Regions from separate parts of the Homo sapiens genome. Here region 2 is linked to region 1. Evidence: read pairs that join two places in POLR2A ChIA-PET (ENCODE). Cell type or tissue: Panc1. All regions are shown on one strand. Each heading gives the region's core, and the rest is flanking DNA. Links, peaks and the distances in the headings are about the cores only. Region 1 has its middle 110 kb from the start of GFPT1. Region 2 overlaps ANTXR1 (ANTXR cell adhesion molecule 1).

Region 1 (9,380 bases), core at 750-8,749:
TCAGGTGCAGTGGCTCATGCCTATAATCCTAGCACTTTGGGAGGCAGAGGTGGGAGGATTGATTGAGCTCAGGAGTTCGAGACTGGAGTTTGAGACCAGCCTGGGCAATGTAGTGAGACCATGTCTCTACAAAAAACTTAAAAATTAGTTAGGCATGACTTAAATGTTAGACCTAAAACCGTAAAAACCCTAGAAGAAAACCTAGGCAATACCATTCAGGACAGAGGCATGGGCAAAGACTTCATGACTAAAACACCAAAAGCAATGGCAACAAAAGCCAAAATAGACAGATGGGATCTAATTAAACTAAAGAGCTTCTGCACAGCAAAAGAAACTACCATCAGAGTGAACAGGCAACCTACAGAATGAAAGAAAATGTTCGCAATCTACCCATCTCACAAAGGGCTAATATCTAGAATCTACAAAGAATTTAAACAAATTTACAAGAAAAAATCAAACAACTCCATCAAAAAGTAGGCAAAGGATATGAACAGACGCTTCTCAAAAGAAGACTTTTATGCAGCCAACAGACACATGAAGAAATGCTCATCATCACTGGCCATCAGAGAAATGCAAATCAAAACCACAATGAGGTACCATCTCACATGAGTTAGAATGGTGACCATTAAAAAGGAAACAACAGGTGCTGGAAAGGATATGGAGAAATAGGAACACTTTTACACTGTTGATGGGAGTGTAAACTAGTTCAACCATTGTGGAAGACAGTGTGGCAGTTCCTCAAGGATCTAGAACTAGGAATACCATTTGACCCAGCCATCCCATTACTGGGTATATACCCAAAGGATTATAAATCATGCTACTATAAAGACACATGCACACGTATGTTTATTGTGGCACTATTCACAATAGCAAAGACTTGGAACCAACCCAAATGTCCATCAATAATAGACTGGATTAAGAAAATGTGGCACATATATACCGTGGAATACTATGCAACCATAAAAAAGGATGAGTTCATGTCCTTTGCAGGGACATGGATGAAGCTGGAAACCATCATTCTGAGCAAACTATTGCAAGGACAGAAAACCGAACACCGCATGTTCTCACTCATAGTTGGGAACTGAACAATGAGAACACATGGACACAGGAAGGGGATCATCACACACCAGGGCCTGTCAGGAGGTGGGGGGCTGGGGGAGGGATAGCATTAGGAGATATACCTAATGTAAATGATGAGTTAATGGGTGCAGCACGCCAACATGGCACATGTATACATATGTAACAAACTTGCACATTGTGCACATGTACCGTAGAACTGAAAGTACTATAAAAAATTAAAAGAATGAAAGATGGTTAGCCAAAAAGAAAAATTAATTAGGCATGGTGGTGCATGCCTGTATTCAGCTACTCAGGAGGCTGAGGTGGGAGGATTGAGCCCAGGAGGTGGAGGCTGCAGTGAGCCATGATTGTGCCACTGCACTCCAGCCTGGGTGACAGAGTGAGTCTCTGTCTCAAAAAAACAAAAATAAAACAACAAAGAAACAAAAACAGACAAGCTTTGCTGGGGTGTATTTGTTATACCCCTGGTGGGTTCCTAAAGACTGTGCCTCTGACAGCCTGGGAACAGGTGGTGGTGGGGCTTACACCAGGGACAAGTGTGAGATGGTCATGACTGGGCAGGCCCTGTCAGGGTCCGAAGGTTGAGAACAGTCTTACCATTTCCAGCCCCAAGTCCAAGTCTTCAAATTCCTTATTCAGGTTCCAGGGTGGCTGGTCCCATCTCTCCATCAGGACTCCCCAGTGAGGGTCCTCACCTATGAGATTCATGTCTTCGGTCCCATTTGGGAAGCTCTCCCTCAACGTGGAAACCTTTTGTGGATCCACAAAGAGCGGTCCTGCTGTAAATCTGGGTGGGCATCAGGCACTGAGGAATTATGATCGCCTTTTCCGATGTGGTTCATTGTGCAGCTAATTCTCACTGGTTATGCTGAGCGAGGATTCTTTGAGATTTTGTAAGGAAATTTCCTCATATTTTCCATTCCTTTCTTCCTAGAGACATTTTGCTGGCAGAGCAACAGCAACTTCTCTCAGCAGCCAGATGAGAAACAGAGCTTGGAGGCAGAGGCGAGAACAGTGCTGATGTGGCCGGTGCTGTTCCTTGGAATTAAAAAAAGGCAGTCCCACTTGGGGCCATTTTTCTGAAAAGTGAAGGGAAATGTAAAACATAAAACGGACCTAATCTCAAGAAAAGTGGACCCTGCTATGTGGGGAGAGATGGTTCTGGGTGAGATGATGCCGCAGTTCTCTATTAATACTTAGGTCATTGACACTCACCTTTTCATGTCGCAAGCCTGGCCTTGGTCTCTGGTCATGGACATGCCACACTCGTGGGTCGTGAGGGTTGGCCCTCTGCCTTATCTTCCCCAAAGACAGACTCACTGGCTCCTGAGCCCCAGGGATCTCCAAAAAGGGGCCTTTGTTGTGGGGACAGCCCCATCATCCCAGCTGGTGGCTACCTTCCAGCAGGTGTTATGTGGCTATGTCCCAGTTCCCAAGTTGCTGACCTTGTGTGATCTCTTCCCCACCCCTGCTGTGATGCTGGAATGACAACAGTTCCTCAAATCTGCAGAGCACTTTCAACTTCCAAAGGTCTTTGGCGAACACTGCCACTAATGTAATCCCTGACTTCCCATTAAGTTTGTGTTTAAGGAATTGTTATAACTTTTAAAGAAAATTATAAAATCAAAACAGCACACATAAATGGTTTTTAAAGAAGCAGAAAATATTACAGAAAGGCCAACAATGAAAACTTCCATTTCTCATGTCATCGCCAACCACCCCATGTTCTCCTTCCTAGAGGAAACCACTCTTAATGGTTTCTTTCTTTTAATTTAGTTTTTATTTTATTTTATTTTACCATGCCTTACAAGGCTTGTTATTAAAACAGCAGTATCAGGTTTCTTATCGGGATGATGAAATGATCTAAAACTAGACTATGGTGATGGTTGCACAGCTCTGTGAATATACTAAAACCCACTGAGTTGTACCCTTTAGATGGGTGAACTTTACAGTATGTAAATTATATCTTAATACAGAGCTGGACATTTTTCAGCAATGTGAAACATGTGATGTGATTTCAGTCCTATTAGGCAAATAAAGCAATTTGCGAGGGCTTTGAGAAGACACATAATCCCTAAATGGATAGACATGTGGCGTTAATTATTGATCACAATAGTTACTAACCATATAGTCACTGCTCTTAGAATAACACAGATTACTGTCTGGTCTACAAAGTCACATATGCAGAAAAATTCTTGTTTCTTTAGATATTGTCTGTGTTGACATACACTCAAAAATGTTGATGTTCTTTCTTCTACTTTGCTGACATCATATTTTCATTAAATACATGCTGCAGTATACTAAAAAAAATTATATCTCAAGCTGTTAGAAAAGGAGGCGGAGGCTGGGCACGGTGGCTCATGCCTGTAATCCCAGGACTTTGGGGAGGCCAAGGCGGGCGGATCACCTGAGGTCAGGGGTTTGAGACCAGCCTGGCCAACATGGTGAAATCCTGTCTCTACTAAAGATACAAAAATGAGCCAGGTGTGGTGGCGCGTGCCTGTAGTCCCAGCTACTTGGGAGGCTGAGGCAGGAGAATAGCTTGAACCTGGGAGACGGAGGTTATAGTGAGCCGAGATCGCACCACTGCACTCCAGCCTGGGAGAAAGCAAGACTCTGTCTTTTAAAAAAAAAAAAAAAAAAAAGACAGTCTCCTGACTCCCCCCTTCCAACTGCCACCACTGTCTCACTTCCTGAAGGCCATTACTTTCAAACAGCGTGATATTTTCTTCCATATTGCTAAATTATTTGTTTGCAATGTTATTTCTTCATTACTTAGTTTTAGGCATTTACTATTGACTTCCCATTAAAAAAAGATGAGGCTTTAACTTTCTTCCCTCTAACTGCCTTGGCCCCCACCATACCAAATATGCACTTCCCACCCCTCATCCTTCTCACAGAGAGTTACAGATATCCTGGTTAACACAGTGTTTCTGTTTATATTAACATGACGACAAAAGCACCACTGGCAGCTGTCCAGTTGTGTGGCGTGGAGGAGGGCATTCGAGGGTTTCACTGATTCTTAATTTGTCAACCTCCTATCTTCCCCTCTCTCTCACTTCTATTTCCCAAGGTCCCTGGATTCCAAATCTTTTGTTTCATCCAACGTGTAAATGATGCTTCATTGAGGCTTTCTCTACTGTGAGCGTGGAATTCAGTTTTTTTGGGGGGGGTCTCTGATTATTTATCACTCGTCCATCTGCCATTCAATTTCTGAAATTTTGTTGCTTTTTCTCATCTCACATTCTTGTCTTTTCTTGAGACAGATTTGTTGACATATAATTTATAGACCATACAATTTATTCATTTAAGGTGTACAACTCAGTAGCTTTTAGTATATTCAGAGAGTTGTGCATCCATCACCACAATCAATTTTGGAATATTTTCATCTTTTTATTTTTCTTTCTCCCACCCTTGATATCCTATCATCTCTTTTTCTGAGTTTATGCCTTTAAACATTCCTTTCAATTTTTTGAATTCCTTAGAATTTCCTTTGAATTCACTTGAGCCCAGGAGTTCGAGACCAGCCTGGGCAACATAGTGAGACTCAATCACTACAAAAATAAACTTGCTGGGTGTGGTGGTGTGCACCTGTAGTTCTAGCTACTCAGGAGGCTGAGGTGGGAGGATCCCTTGAGCCTCGGAGGCGGAGGTTGGAAGTTTAACCTCTTGCATTGGATCTATTGCTTTCTGGGTCCCGTGTCTTATCCTTTCTTTTTTAATTGTCTTATTTTGCTGGACTATATCATCAAGTATATTCATTAAAAGGTAGTAAATTTTTCATTCCTTCCAGGTCTGAAAATGTCTTTGTCCTAATTTTATACTTGGCAAGGTATAGAATTTTAGCTGAAACTGTGTTTTTTCTCAGGAGTTTGAAGCCTTTGTTCCACTGCTTTTTAGAATCTAAGATTTCTGTTGAGAGGTCTCATACCGATCTAGTTATTGTTCTCCTGTAGACAACTTTTTAAAACCTTTTGGGAAGCTTTTAGCATTTTCTCTTTATCCTTGGGGGGTCTTGAAATTTCATAATATGTCTGTCTATCTGTCTAGCTATCAATCTTCCTCTATCTATTCTCTTGTGCAGTGTACTTGGTTGATCCTTCAGTCTAAAGACTTGTGTCTTTCAACTTGGGGATTTTGGGGTACTATTTTAAAAACAATTCTCCTCCTTCTGTTTCCTGTATTCTCTCTTTTTCCTTTGGGACTTTTACCAGTCAGATGATGAACATTTCTGGGTTGGTTCTTTTTGTCTCATATATATATGTGTGTGTGTGTGTATATATATATATATATATACTTTTTTTTTTTTTTGAGATGGAGTCTTGCTCTGTCGCCAGGCTGGAGTGCAGTGGCATGATCTTGGCTCACTGCAACCTCCGCCTCCCAGGTTCAAGCGCTTTTCCTGCCTCAGCCTCCTGAGGAGCTGGGATTACAGGTGTCTGCCACCATGCCCAGCTAATTTATTTTTGTGTTTTTAGTAGAGATGGGGTTTCACCATATTGGCCAGACTGGTCTTGAACTCCTGACCTTGTGATCTGCCCGCCTTGGCCTCCCAAAGTGCTGGGGTTACAGGCATGAGCCACCGTGCCCAGCCCTGTCTTATATATTTTTTAAAAAAATTAAGATTTCCTTTTGTTCTCCCTGATGAAAATTTCCCAAACATTATTTTCCAATCATTCTGATGATTTTTTCTCTTTTCTTAGATTGCTCCTTAGATGAATAGTCTTTTGTTATTATCTTGTGTGACATTGTCTCAAATCTCTCTGAGTACATTAGTTAGAGATCTCCTTCTCTTCTGCCTTTTGAATTACCCATTTCTGATTGTTTGCATCGGTCTTTTTATTTTACGGTATAGGCTTCCCTCAAGTGTATAATGAGGTTTTAGTTGTTTGGTTATATTTGAGAATGAGGCAATAAGAAAAGGTGATTGTGAATCTGTGTGTGGAAGCGGAGCTTGTCAACAGGTAGGCTTTCCTTTAAGGATAGTGGGCAGGAAGTTGAACCTTAGCAAGAAAACTCCAAATGCCCTACGCCAGCTGCTGTAGCTTTTCCCAGTTTTACCCCTCCAAAAGAGAAGAACCTTGTGCTTTGTTTGTTCGGAGTAGGGAGGTGGTTATTACAGCACACCAGCCTGCTGGGAATTCTGTACATGGTGGAGGTAGGAGATGAGTTGAGGACGACTGCTCTACATATAGACTTTCATTGATCTCTTTGATTTCAGCCCTTCATCCCACTCCCACCCTAGCACCTGGCATTTCTGAGTTGGGAGTCTCTCTGGGGCTGTTCAGGACAGAGGTCTTCCTCTGTAGCTGCCCCCTACCCCCACTCATCAGTCTTATAGGCTGTAGCATCCTCTATCTTGTTTCATCTTTTGTCAGCTCCTTAAGTATTGTTTTTTATTTTTCAGAAATTTATTGAAATCTATTGTCCCTTGGTGACTACTCACACTTTCTTCATGGTGATGGACTTTTAGATATTTTTATTGTCATTTTAATGTGGTCTTGCAAGGCAGTGTGCTATCTTGAATTAGAAACTCTCTGTTAGTTTCAACAGGTATAGTGGAAAGATCTTGGTTGGGTTCCTTGACAGCTCTGCATTCTAGTTATATAGTTCAATGCATTTTTATGTCCTGTCATTCTTTCTAGCTGTGGCACTGCTATTATGTGGAAGCCTGGAAAAGTATTGAGAAAAGTTAGCTAATCAATTCATATTTTTGAGGCCCAGGTTCCCTACTTTTAAGTTATTCATGCTGTTAGCTACCATGATTCTAGTAGGTATATGGTTTTGTGCAAAATGCTGGAAAAACAAAGATGAATAAGTCATGGTTCCTTCCTGTCAGGAAGGTGGGGGTTGGGTAGAGACTAAAGAATAAGATTTTACTGTGAGTGGTATGATACAGATATACCAGAATAGGAGAAATCAGGGAAGGTATCACAGAGAAAGTGATATTTAAGCTTTAAATTAGAGTTATCCAGGCTTACAAGGGGGAAGGCAGGCATTCCGGGCAAATGGGCCAGCAAGTACCTAAGTGTGCAGTCATGACAGAACTTGGTGATTTTAGGGACAGAGCATAGGGTACTTGTGGAGGAACGGTGAGAAGTGAGACTGGAGAGTTAATAATGGCAGCCAACACATCATACATGTGCAATCACTACTTATATTTACAGATGGGGAAACTAAGGCACAGACTTACATGACCTTAAGATCCCTTAGTTAATAAGTCAGAGAGCTGGGATTTGATCCCTGGCAGTCTGGCTTAGAGTTCATTTTTTTTGTCAGGGGTTAGGTGATATGGTCTTATTTTTATTTTTTTTAATTGACACATAATAAGTGCACGTATTTGGGGGCACATGCGATATTTTGATTCATTCATATAATATTTAATTTTCAAATCAGGGTAATTGGGATATTCATTATCTTAACCATTTGTTTTATTTATGCAAGGAACATTTAAATTATTCTCTTCTAGCTGTTTTGAAAATAGTGTTCACACCAGGTCTTATTTCTTCTATCTAACTATATTTTTGTACACATCAATCAACCTCTCTTCATACCTCTCCACTTCTCTACATTTCTAGGATTCTGGTAACCATCATTCTACTCTCCATCTTCATGAGATTCACTTTTGTAGCTTCCAAATATGAGTGAAAACATGTGATGTTTGTCTTTCTGTACCTGGCTTATGTCATTTAACATAACAACCTCCAGTTCCATCCATGTTGCTGCAAACGTAGCATCTCATGTCCTGCTCATTTTTATGGATGAATAATACACATTTTCTTCATCCATTCATTTGCTGATGAGCACTTAGGTTGATTCAGTATTTTGGCTATTGTGAGTAGTGCTGCAATAAACATGGGAGTCCAGGTATCTCTTCAATATATTGATTTCCTTTCTTTTGCATATATACCCAGTAGTGAGATTGCTGGATCACATGGTAGTTCTATTTTTAGCTTTTTGAGGAACCGCCATACTGTTTTCCATAGAGATTGTACTAATTTACATTCCCACCAAGAGTGTATGAGGGTTCCCCTTTCTCCATATTCTTGCCAGCTTCTGTTATTCCTTGTCTTTTTTATGAAATCGATTTTAATTGGGGTGACATGCTACCTCATCGTGGTTTTGATTTGCATTTCTTTGGCGATGAGGGAAAGATAATAAGCATTTTAGTAAGGAGTTTGGGTTTTTTCCTGCACACAGACTTTAAGGTAGGTGAATAAAATGATCAATGCTGCGTTTTAGAGCCATAACTCTGGAGCCACCATTTGAGAGAGTGTTAGACCAGAGTCAGGGAGTGCAGAGAGCAAGTTAGGGAATGATTATTCTATGTACCAACAACAGATGATGGTTCTTGAATTTAGAAGTGGAAAGGGCTGCAATGGAAGAGTCCATCGAGTTATGTCAGAGGTGAAATCAACAGGACATGGTCACCGACTAGATGTAGGAGTTAGGAGAAAATTAGGGTCAGGATTAGGTGGCTGAGCCACTGGTAGTTTGCTAAATTTGAGAATGCAAGATGAACAGGCCTGGAGAAGAAAAAGAGAATGACTCAGTGTTGAGCACGGTGTAATTGAGGTGACTGCACAATATCCAGGTAGTCATGTCCAGAACTGGTTGGGAGGATGTGTCTGGGATGCTGGGAGGACATCTGTGTTGGAGGTACAGATTCAGAAGTCACTGGCTCATAAGGAAAATTGAAATCATAGGCATGGATATGACGAGAATATGTGTTATGGAGAGAGTCAAGCCCAGAGTCCTGGAAAGCATCAGAATGTATGAGCGCTGTGCCTGAGAACTTGGTTGATAGTATCCTTGAGGAGGGGTGGAGGGGTGTGGGTGGGGGAGGAGGTGGGAGGATTCCAGTAGTGCCTCTGGGGCTGTGGAACGTGAGGCTGAGGATTGGGAGGGAGGTCCCTGAAGGGCAGAAGGAGGAGGCCAGTGGTGAGGCGGTGATAGAGACAGGAATCTTCCCAGATATGAGGACTTTAGTGATGACAGAAGAAAGGGGTGGCAGGGAGGGTAGCATTCAAAAGTGCTGGAGTGAAGAGAAGATGCTTGATTGAGTTGAGTGATCAAAGGTGCTCTAGAAGGTGGATGAGGAAAAGGCAGGAAACATTCCCAACTGGCCTCTCTTCTCTCAGCAATTTCTGGTCCGCTTGGGCAGACTGCCTGTCCCTGCAGGTGGCGGTCAGCCCGTATAGATCTGCAGAGCGGAATCTGGCTTCCTGAAGTGCTGATGTGCTAGAACCACTGCAAACGTTTACATCCACATATTTTGCTTCCCCTGACCTGTGGACAGA
Region 2 (9,380 bases), core at 544-8,543, 90 kb after region 1:
GTAATTCATTACAGCGACAAGAGGAAATTAATACAGTCCTTCTCACTCCCTGATATATTCTATGTTAATTTGCTGATTGTCTGTGCCCCCTGGAATGCCAGCTCCATGAAAGCAGGGGTATTGATGGTTTTGTTCACTTCTGTCTGCCTATCCCTTAGGACAACATCTGGTGCTCAATATATATTTGTTGGAGGAATGAATGTAACTAAGTGGTAGGTGCTTCCATGAGTGTTCTCTAATTGAATTGTCCCAGCAGTCCCAGAGGGCTGTGGAGAGGAAATGGAGGGTCAAAGAGAGATCAAGTAACTTGCCCAAAGGCAGATGGTTTATAAACCAGAGTTGAGATTGGAATCCATGTCTGTCTAATTCCAAATCACATATGCTTTCTATTACACCAATTGCAGATTCTTCCTCATGCAGATCTTCTGGTGAAAGCGCTTTAATTTAGATCCTTTAGAACATAGGGTTTCTCAGCTGTGGGTTGCAACCCTTTAAGCCCTTATGAAATCAATTTTGTATGGGACCAGAACTTTTAAGAAATAGAATAGAAGAGAAAATAGTAATTGCACATGGTGAGGATAAGCATTATTTTGTGAAAAATTTATCTCAGTTAAGTGTGTATGGGTGTGTGTATGACTGTGTGTGCACAAACTGGGCCAAAATGTAAAATGTATTTCCTACCCAAGCCTTAGGAACGTTTGAAAATCCTGATCTTGCAGGGGTCTTTGAATGACAGTGCTGGGAAGGCTGGAGGAGTCTAAAGAGTTTAAGTTCCTGGACACAAAGCATTTATATAGGGGCAGTGTTAAGAAGCATCTCAAATATTTCATGTTCTGAAATGATTTTCTGGTGGATTATATACACATATAAAATTGTGTTCTTTAATCTTTATAAACTGTTGTTTGAGTTCTTGTGGGTTTAACTTTGTCTTGTGGGTTAAACTTTGTCTTGCCAAGTGTAGTGTTTCTCATCTATTTTGGCAAGGAATTTACAAACGCCTTGAAAAATATTTTGAAATGATTTTAGAATGCTGGATAGAACTGCTGCTGTGTGCTGCATGGTTTTCTGTATTAAGCCGTTCCAATCACCAGCTAAATGTTTTCCTTTAAGGTTCTTTTGGATAAGCATTTATATTTCAGGATGTAACCAGGTGGGTTTCCTGGATGAATGCCTCTTTTTTCTTTCCCCTTCGTTTTCAGAAGGAGAGGACTCCCAGCATTTGGGTTTGTAAATCAGCCCACCCACAGAGCTGTGTGTGCTAATCACCCAACTCTGTGACAAATGGGCAATGAGATGGGGCAGAAAGAAGAACACTGGGCTGTTGAAGGAACACATTAATTAACTCAGCAGAAATTTAAAGTTACATGCATAGCAAAAGACCAGAAACCACCTAGATGTATAATACCAGGAGAATGAGTAGAAAATGATGTTTCTTTGTGGCAACAGATCACCCTACAGTGTAGTGTTTAAGCACAAAGTGACTGAAGCCAGCCTGCCCCAGTTTGTACTGTGGGTCTCCTTTTCACCAGCTCTATGGGTTAGATGAGTAGTTTCATCTCCCTAAGCCTTACTTTTCTCATATTTAAAGTGGAGATGATAATACTGTCTACTCTACAGACTTGCTATAAGACTTAAAATTAAATATTGAAGTTAGGTACTTGCCTCATAAAAGGTATTCATTAAATGTTACCTATGATCATAGTAAAGTCATTAAAATGATCATTTGGGAGGCTCTGTAGAGAGATGGAAAAGAATGTAATACAGAGTGTAGGAATCCAGCAATTTGAACTTTGTAAGCATGCATCTGTCCATCTTCTATTCTGTGCTTCTCCAAGACTATTTTCCTCTTACCCCCAAGCCACAGTTTTTATTCCTTCTGCCCCAATCACTCCACCCAAATTGCTCTTGCTAAGGCCACCCACGGCATCCCGACTGCCAAATGCCTTGACACTCATTTTGCTTGGTTCTTTGGGGAGATCCGCTGTGCTGGGCCTCTCCCCTGCACACTCTCCCTCAGTCTCTGTGCCACGAGCTTCTACCTGCTCCCTCCGACCTCTCTGCCAAGTCCTTTTCAGCTTCTTCTGCTCCTCCCCCTCTGCCTACACCTGACATGGTGGCCTTCATTTGGCACCTCTATTCTCATCTCTCAGCTGAGTGCTCTCATCTAGTCTCATGGGTCCAACTTCCACCTATCTGCCGGCAACTCAAAAATTCTATACTCAGCCCAGTCCTCTCTTGAGCTCCAGATCTGGGTATCTATTTACCTATTAAATCTTAATTGTAATGTGGATGTATCATATCACATCACAGCTATCAAAAAGTCAAACATTATAAACTGAACTAACTCTTCTCCCCAAACCTGCTCCTCCTTTTGCACACCCTGCCTTGATTCATGGCACCACCAATCTCTCCAGATGGGCACACTGGGTACCAGGAATCATTCTAACCTCCCTTCTCTCTGCCACCTGCTCATGTCCAACATCAACCGTGTCTCGTTAATGTTCTCTCTGTAGCAGCTCTGCTGCCGCCTCTTCCCATCCACCCCTGACCCACCACCTCCACAGCTCCTGCCTGGGCCCAGGCCCTCATCATCTGTCACTCATTCTGGGAATAGTTTCCTGATTGGCCTTTCATCTCCAGGGTTCCTGTCCTCTCTCCTATTGATTAATAAAGAATTTTACTGTGAGCCCAAATGGATGCACTGCAGTCAATAAAATGAACCATGAAACATCTTACTGGCCAGTGTGAATTTGGGTAAGTTACCTAACCCCTCTGTGCTCTGGTTTTGCATTTGTAGTTTCTACTGATCTGGGTGTCTATTTACCGATGGATAAGTACTTTCTACTTTCAAGGGCTGTTATCAATAATAAAGGCATTAGTGCATAGAAAGCGCTGCCCGACTTGCAGGGCATGCTTGATCCGGGTGAGCTGCTGTCATTGGGCTCTTCTGGCCAAGGCGAGATTAGCTAGTTCCAGGTGTATCCTTAGCATTCTGAGTTCTGATTGTCCCACAAATGAACCTAAACTCTCCAGTCTGTGGCATAGAAAACAATCCAGGCAATCAATACAACCTATAACCTCTTTCTACTCCTACAACAGGTAGTTTTTATGCAAGAGCTTTAGAAAAACAGTGTTTGCAACCAAGAAGTAAGCTTTAGAAAAAACAGTGTTTACAACCAAAATCAGAATAAAAAATAACTCTCAAAATTCAATGAGCACTGCATGACAAAGGCTCTTGGAACCTTGATTTTTCTGAATGTAGGCAGAAGTCTGTCATTTAAAGACAGTAGTAGTGGGCTCGTTAATAACAACCCTTTGGGGCTAGATGTGCCATAGAAGAGTCTTCTAAACAGTCTCTGGGCTTCACCTAAAGTCTTAGAGGATCCTTCTGAGTTGCCTCCGCTTTATCTATCTCAGACTTGGATGTCTGTCATGCACAAACCTCTCCACAGCATGCACTTAAGACACTGGTCCTCACTCCCTGGCAAAATGCCCAACTGCTTCTGTGAAGCTAGGACAAAGATTTATCCACAAGCCTCAAGCCCTCTGGCAGATTGTATTAGCTGACATTTATAAATAGCTTTCTTTCATTTGAAGTTGACAAATTTTGACTATAAAATGAGAAATTTACCAATTCCATGCTCCCAAACTGTATCTTAGCCACAGAAAATACCTGCCAATTCACAAAGGCAAAGTGGAAGTTCTATGTAAACTCTAGCTTTGGTTTCTTTCTAAGCAATAAGACTGTGCTGGGAATGATTATGCAGCCAGCATTCATAGCATTCTGGAGGTAGGGAGCCGGGCACGGTGGCACATGCCTATAATCCCAACACTCTGAGAGGCTGAGGTGGGAGGATCACTTGAGAGCAGCTTGGACAACACAGTGAGATCCCCATGTTTACAAAAAATTAAAAAAATTAGCTGGGTGTGATGGCTTATATCTGTAGTCCCAGCTACTTGGGAGACTGAGGTAGGAGAATCCCTTGAACCTAGGTTGATGCTACAGTGAGCTATATGATCGCACCACTGCACTACAGCCTGGGCGACAGAACAAGACCCTATTTTTAAATCAAACAAACAAAAAACCCAAAGCACCCTGGGTCATCAGCTTTTGTGGTGGGGTTTCCTCTTTTTTTTTTTTTTTTTTTTTTTTTTTGCCAGGCAGCAGTTGTATCTTTTCTTCTGGTTTGTCTGCCTTAGCCAGCTGGAAGACAGTCAGAGATTGAGAATTCTGAGAGTAGTTCAACTTATAAGGCCACTATAAACTGACACCTGACTTTTTACACTTTGAAATACATGGTAGGCCAGGTGCGGTGGCTTATGCCTGTAATCCTAGCACTATGGGCGGCCGAGGCGGTCAGATCAAGAGGTCAAGAGATTGAGATCATCCTGGCCAACATGATGAAACCCAGTCTGTACCAAAAAAAATACAAAAATTAGCTGGATGTGGTGGCACCCGCCTGTAGTCCCAGCTACTCGGGAGGCTGAGGCAGGAGAATCACTTGAACCTGGGAGGTGGAGGTTGTAGTGAGCTGAGATTGCGCCACTGCACTCCAGCCTGGTGACAGAGTGAGACTCTGTCTCAAAAAAAAAAAAAAAAAAAAAGAAATACATGATAAATAGTGTGACCCAGCTTTCCCCCAAAGGAAATAAATTAATGGATTTAACGGATAACGTCAGAAACTTTCCCTACACACAGACACACATGCACTCATGAGTGTGTGCATGCCATGCATAGGATAGATTTTGTTGCGCTTTTTTTTTTCTTCTTTTGGTTTTTAAGAAAATTTGCCCATATAGCTGGGCATGACTTCACTTGTCTGAAATGGTCAGCTCCAATTTAATGAGAAGCACGGGGTATTGTAAATCCGGGGGTGAAAACCAAGCAAAGGAAAATGCAGGCTAAATATCAGGGAAAATTTCCCGATCATGAGTCTGGAATGAGGAAGGGGGGAAGTGTGGTTGGTGTGGTTGGTGCCTTAAATTAGACGGGGAGATGGTGGGTGGAGAAGAGCCCACTGTGGACTTCTTCCCTCCGTGTGTTCTCTCTGGGTTTGCTTGGCAAATGTGCTCACCTGCTTCTCAAAAACCCCATTTCATGTAAAGCAATGGGTCTAATGCAATGCAATTCAGTAAGTACACGATTCTGGCTCCTTTCACTGGGGAGCCATGAGTCTTTCCAATACCTGCTGACAGTTTTGTGTGAGGTAGAGCTGTTGTTCTCCTTGCTTATAGCAGAGGTACAAGGCAGGCAGCGAGTGGATGGGTCACTCTCCCTGACCTGCCGGCCCCCATCCATTCTCTGCCTGCCTTCTCCATGCCTTGGAAGCCTGCCTCTGGATCACCTAGCTGCCCTTTGGTCTTGGTCTGTAAAGAGCCAAGGATTTGCAGGGCAAGAGGCAACATTATATAGGTACTTATATAACCTTTTAAAAATGTAAAAACCATTCTTTGTTTGCAGATCATATAAAAACAGGTGGATTTAGATTGTCAACTAAAGAAACAGTTCCTGTCGAGTAGTCTCTTTGCAGGGCTACAGCTCTTTCTGGAACCCAGTAACACCATTTCCCCACATGCTCTTCAGGTGTAACAGCTCTCGCTGTTGCCAGCCCCTGGTTGCCCCATCATCCCTGGGGATTCCCTTCGCTTTGCCCACATCTCTGTTAGTTCAACTCTTTTCAGTGTGCTTTCTGTTTCCTATTAGGACCACGGTGAGTTCGGGAAAGGGAAGCAGAGTTTATGGTACCACATAAGGCTAAATGTTTTGTCCAAGGCTGAGCAAATGTCCTTAGGCATTGTGGCTAGCACGGGACTCATTGTGGATCGAACATCATGTAAAATAGGATGAACCCTGAGATTCTGGAAGCAAGCCTGCCTTACTTCTGGACGGAGAGCACACATGATTACTTTTGAATTTCTTCCTGTGCTTCTATCCTTCTTGTTGCATCTAAAACAATCTCTTTTTCTCTTCTCTCCTCAGAGAGATGGCATGAAGAATGTCAGTTTTCTGGATAGAGTATGCCAAAATGGTCTGTGTGGTTTGACTGGCAGGATGCTCTGGGGAGTGGTTTCATAATTACCGTTCATGCCTCAGCTCTTTAATAAGGGATGAGCCAGGTACAACACTGTTTACTGGGGATTCAAAGCATAGCTGGTGCCTGCGGGGGGTCAAATCTAGTGGAGAGAAGGCTCATAAACATGAGTAATCACACCAACGGCTATGTATGCATTTCCTCTACAGTAGAAGGAGCTGAGTAAGCATTGGCATTGGCTGTTCCACCAGGCAAAAGGAGGATTCATGCTCTGCACGTCCTAACGAGGGAGTCCTGCCGAGGAGCTCTTCAAGTCCACCGGCATCCTAGGTCATTTCCATCTGGCCTTTTAGTTGACTCCTAAGACACTCAGATTCCCAACCACTTAACATTAATTCAGCAGTTGTGTTTGTGGTAAAAATGGACCCAGTGTGAACATTAATGTGGCTCTCCTTGCTGAGATGCCTGAAAAATCACCGCAGTGCAATCATGGCCTCTTTGCCTATTTTAACAATCCAGGCACCACAGTTCCTGCCCTCCAAGGACTTCCTATGGAATGCTGGCTGGGACCTTTGGTGACAACTCTTCTTCTTTTTTTTTTTTTTTTCTTTTTTTATTTGAGATAGAGTCTTGCCCTGTTGCCCAGGCTGGAGTGCAATGGCACAGTCTCAGCTCACTGCAACCTCTGCCTCCTGGGTTCAAATGATTCTCCTGCCTCAGCCTCCTGAGTAGCTGGGATTACAGGCACCCACAACCACGCCCAGCTAATTTTTGTATTTTTAGTAGAGACAGGGTTTCACCATGTTGGCCGGGGCTGGTCTCAAACTCCTGACCTTGTGATCCACCCTCCTCGGCCTCCCAAAATGCTGGGATTACAGGCATGAGCCACTGCGCCCAGCTGGTGACAACTTCTTAACTCAGCTTGTTAAAACCCAGATGGCTGGGCCCCACTTCCAGCGTTTTTGATTTAGTAGATCTTAGGTGGGGCCGAAGAATGTCCATTTCTAACAAGTTCTTGGGTGATGCTGATGCTGCTGTTCCAGGGACCACCTTTGAGAGCCAGTGCTTTACTACAGAGACTAAAAAGAAGCTCAAGAGTCAGGACTGATGAAGTGATAATTGGGGCAACAGAGGCCTATCACTCAGGGAGTCTGGAAGTGAAATTAGAGAAGGGAGGCATTGTGAACAAAAGGAGTTTCACTTGATAGGAAAAGATGGGCGAATGCTGAGAGCCAGTGTGCTTTTGGAGGACTTTTGTGAGATTCTGGGTCACTGGGCCTGGGAATCTGTATTTTTTAAATCACTCTCAGGTGATTCTGACACTCAGCCGGGTTTGAAAGCCTCTGTATATTCAACATCCTACAGTGCCTGGCACACAGTAGCTGCACAATGAATACTCACTGAATTGATACTAATTCCAAGTGGGTGTTGGGAATGTTTTTAGATTTCTAAACGTATTGGCCCATATACTTATTTATCTCATCAAATTCAGTCCTAAACCGCCAGTCAATAGAGGACTATGCTCTCAAGTAGAAACCGGAGTTTTCAAACAGAATTAATGTTCTCTCAGTGTCCAAGATTACAGAAACAAAAACCTGGCTGTAACCAAAGATGTGGCGTTAGTCACAAGGTACAGATTCCTGAGAACGGCATAACAGAAAATCCCCTTTCTTCTTCATGGCTGAGAATCTGCTTGGCTCCTTCCTGTCTGCACATGCATGCACGCCACTGCATGTTCTTCATTAGAAAATAATTAGAAGCAAACAGCTGTTATTCAAGCAAGCTGCATTTTGCCCACATCTTTCCAGAGTTCAATCCATTACCCCAGAGGGCAGGCTTATCCTAAAAAAAGAATCTCACTGCTTCAAACATGGCAAACCAAAATAGAAATGCGTGGCAATTCAGGTGAGCTTGAGCTAGCTCAGCTGAGGAAAGGTAACCACCAATAACGTTTCGCTACACTGCCTGAAATGGTACTTCTTTTGATTTGTTGGAGAAGCCCTGATCCAAAATTAGCAAATTAACTCAGCGAATGATGAAAATAATCTTTGTTGCTATTGGAAGGGGGGTAAGGCTGTGTGTGTGTGTGTGTGTGAGTGTGTGTATGTGTATGGATGGTGATGGGAGCTGGCTCTATTGAGTCTTTGACTTGAGGCTTTGGAGTTGGTTCGGTTCTGTTTGCAGCTTGAAACTGGAGTCTGTAGCCCTGAGTTGGGGGCCTTGTTTTCCAGACCTCAGCAGAACAAGGACTTTGCCTATCTCAGTATGAAATCAGAGAGTGGGGACAGATTATGTCTAGAGTCTTTTCAGCTATAATTTTCCAGTGCTCTCTGACAAGTGGCATAGTGCAGATGTTTATGGGCATGGCTAAAGATTGAAGGTGTTAACTGAATCATGTGAATTCAAAGCCATTTGGACCAAGAAGAATAGAAAAGAGGCCTTCAGGCTGGGCATGGTGGCCCATGCCTGTAATCTTAGCACTTTGGGAGGCCGAGGTGGGCAGACTGCTTTATCAGGAGTGCAAGACAGGCCTGGGCAACATAGTGAAATCCGTCCCTCAAAAAAAAAAAAAAAAAAAAAAAAACAAAAATTAGCTGGGTGTGGTGGTGCGTGCCCGTAGTCCCAGCTACTTGGGGGTTGAGGTGGGAGGATGGCTTGAGCCTGGGAGGTCGAGGTTGCAGTGAGCAGAGATCACACAACTGCACTCCAGCCTGGGTGACAGAGTGAGAACCTGTCTCAAAAAATAAATAAATAGAAAATAAAAAAGAGGCCTTTAGGAAACATTAACTGCCTCCAACGGTTTACACTTCCCAATAAACCAAAGAGGATTTTAAGATCTGGAGGTGTGGGGGAAAGACAGATGGTGGAGAAAAAAGATTTGCTTACAACCAGAAAGAGTGAGTCCTAGATCCATGACCAGTGAGATTTGCTGGTGGGCCCTGATACACTGGCAGGAGGCGCAAATAAAAGGGAATGGGCTTATATTATGGCAAAAGGAGTAGAGATTAGCATTAAGGAGAAGGCTGCCATTTTTCTTAGATAGTAGATTGTCTGCTAAGTGAAGTTATGAGATGCTATGGAAATTTATAGTCACTCTCTGGGGTTACTACCCAAGTTACTTGACTCACAGTCCATGCTTTTTCCAGTACCTTGCCATGGTGATTTTTTTTTTTTTTTTAATATGGAACACTTCACGAATTTGCATGTCATCCTTGCCCAGGGGTCATGCTAATCTTCTCTATATTGTTCCAGTTTTACTATATGTGCTGCAGAAGTGAGCACCACGGTGATTTTTAAAAAGCCTAGTTTTCAACCCAGATTATGTGGAAATTGACAAAGTAATTACTA

The links. Peaks named below come from ENCODE experiments on the same cell type or tissue, not always from the same donor. Only the 100,000 strongest peaks of a DNase experiment are listed, where the experiment ranks them.
Region 2: POLR2A ChIA-PET joins it to region 1 with 7 read pairs; 4 of 35 experiments call an interaction of 5 or more read pairs at or near these places.

Annotation. Positions count from the first base shown.
Region 1 is chr2:69,273,223-69,282,602 of GRCh38, reverse strand. No RefSeq gene overlaps it. Among named protein-coding and RNA genes, the nearest start is that of GFPT1, 110 kb to the left of the region's middle. RefSeq lists an enhancer at 2,308-2,809. In Panc1, for the core only: no CTCF peak of the experiment used is centred there; no DNase peak of the experiment used is centred there; H3K27ac peaks cover 1,684 bases.
Region 2 is chr2:69,182,811-69,192,190 of GRCh38, reverse strand. The region is part of intron 16 of ANTXR1 (ANTXR cell adhesion molecule 1); the gene reads right to left. It also overlaps the pseudogene RNU6-1216P. Among named protein-coding and RNA genes, the nearest start is that of MIR3126, 84 kb to the right of the region's middle. In Panc1, for the core only: no CTCF peak of the experiment used is centred there; no DNase peak of the experiment used is centred there; H3K27ac peaks cover 4,240 bases.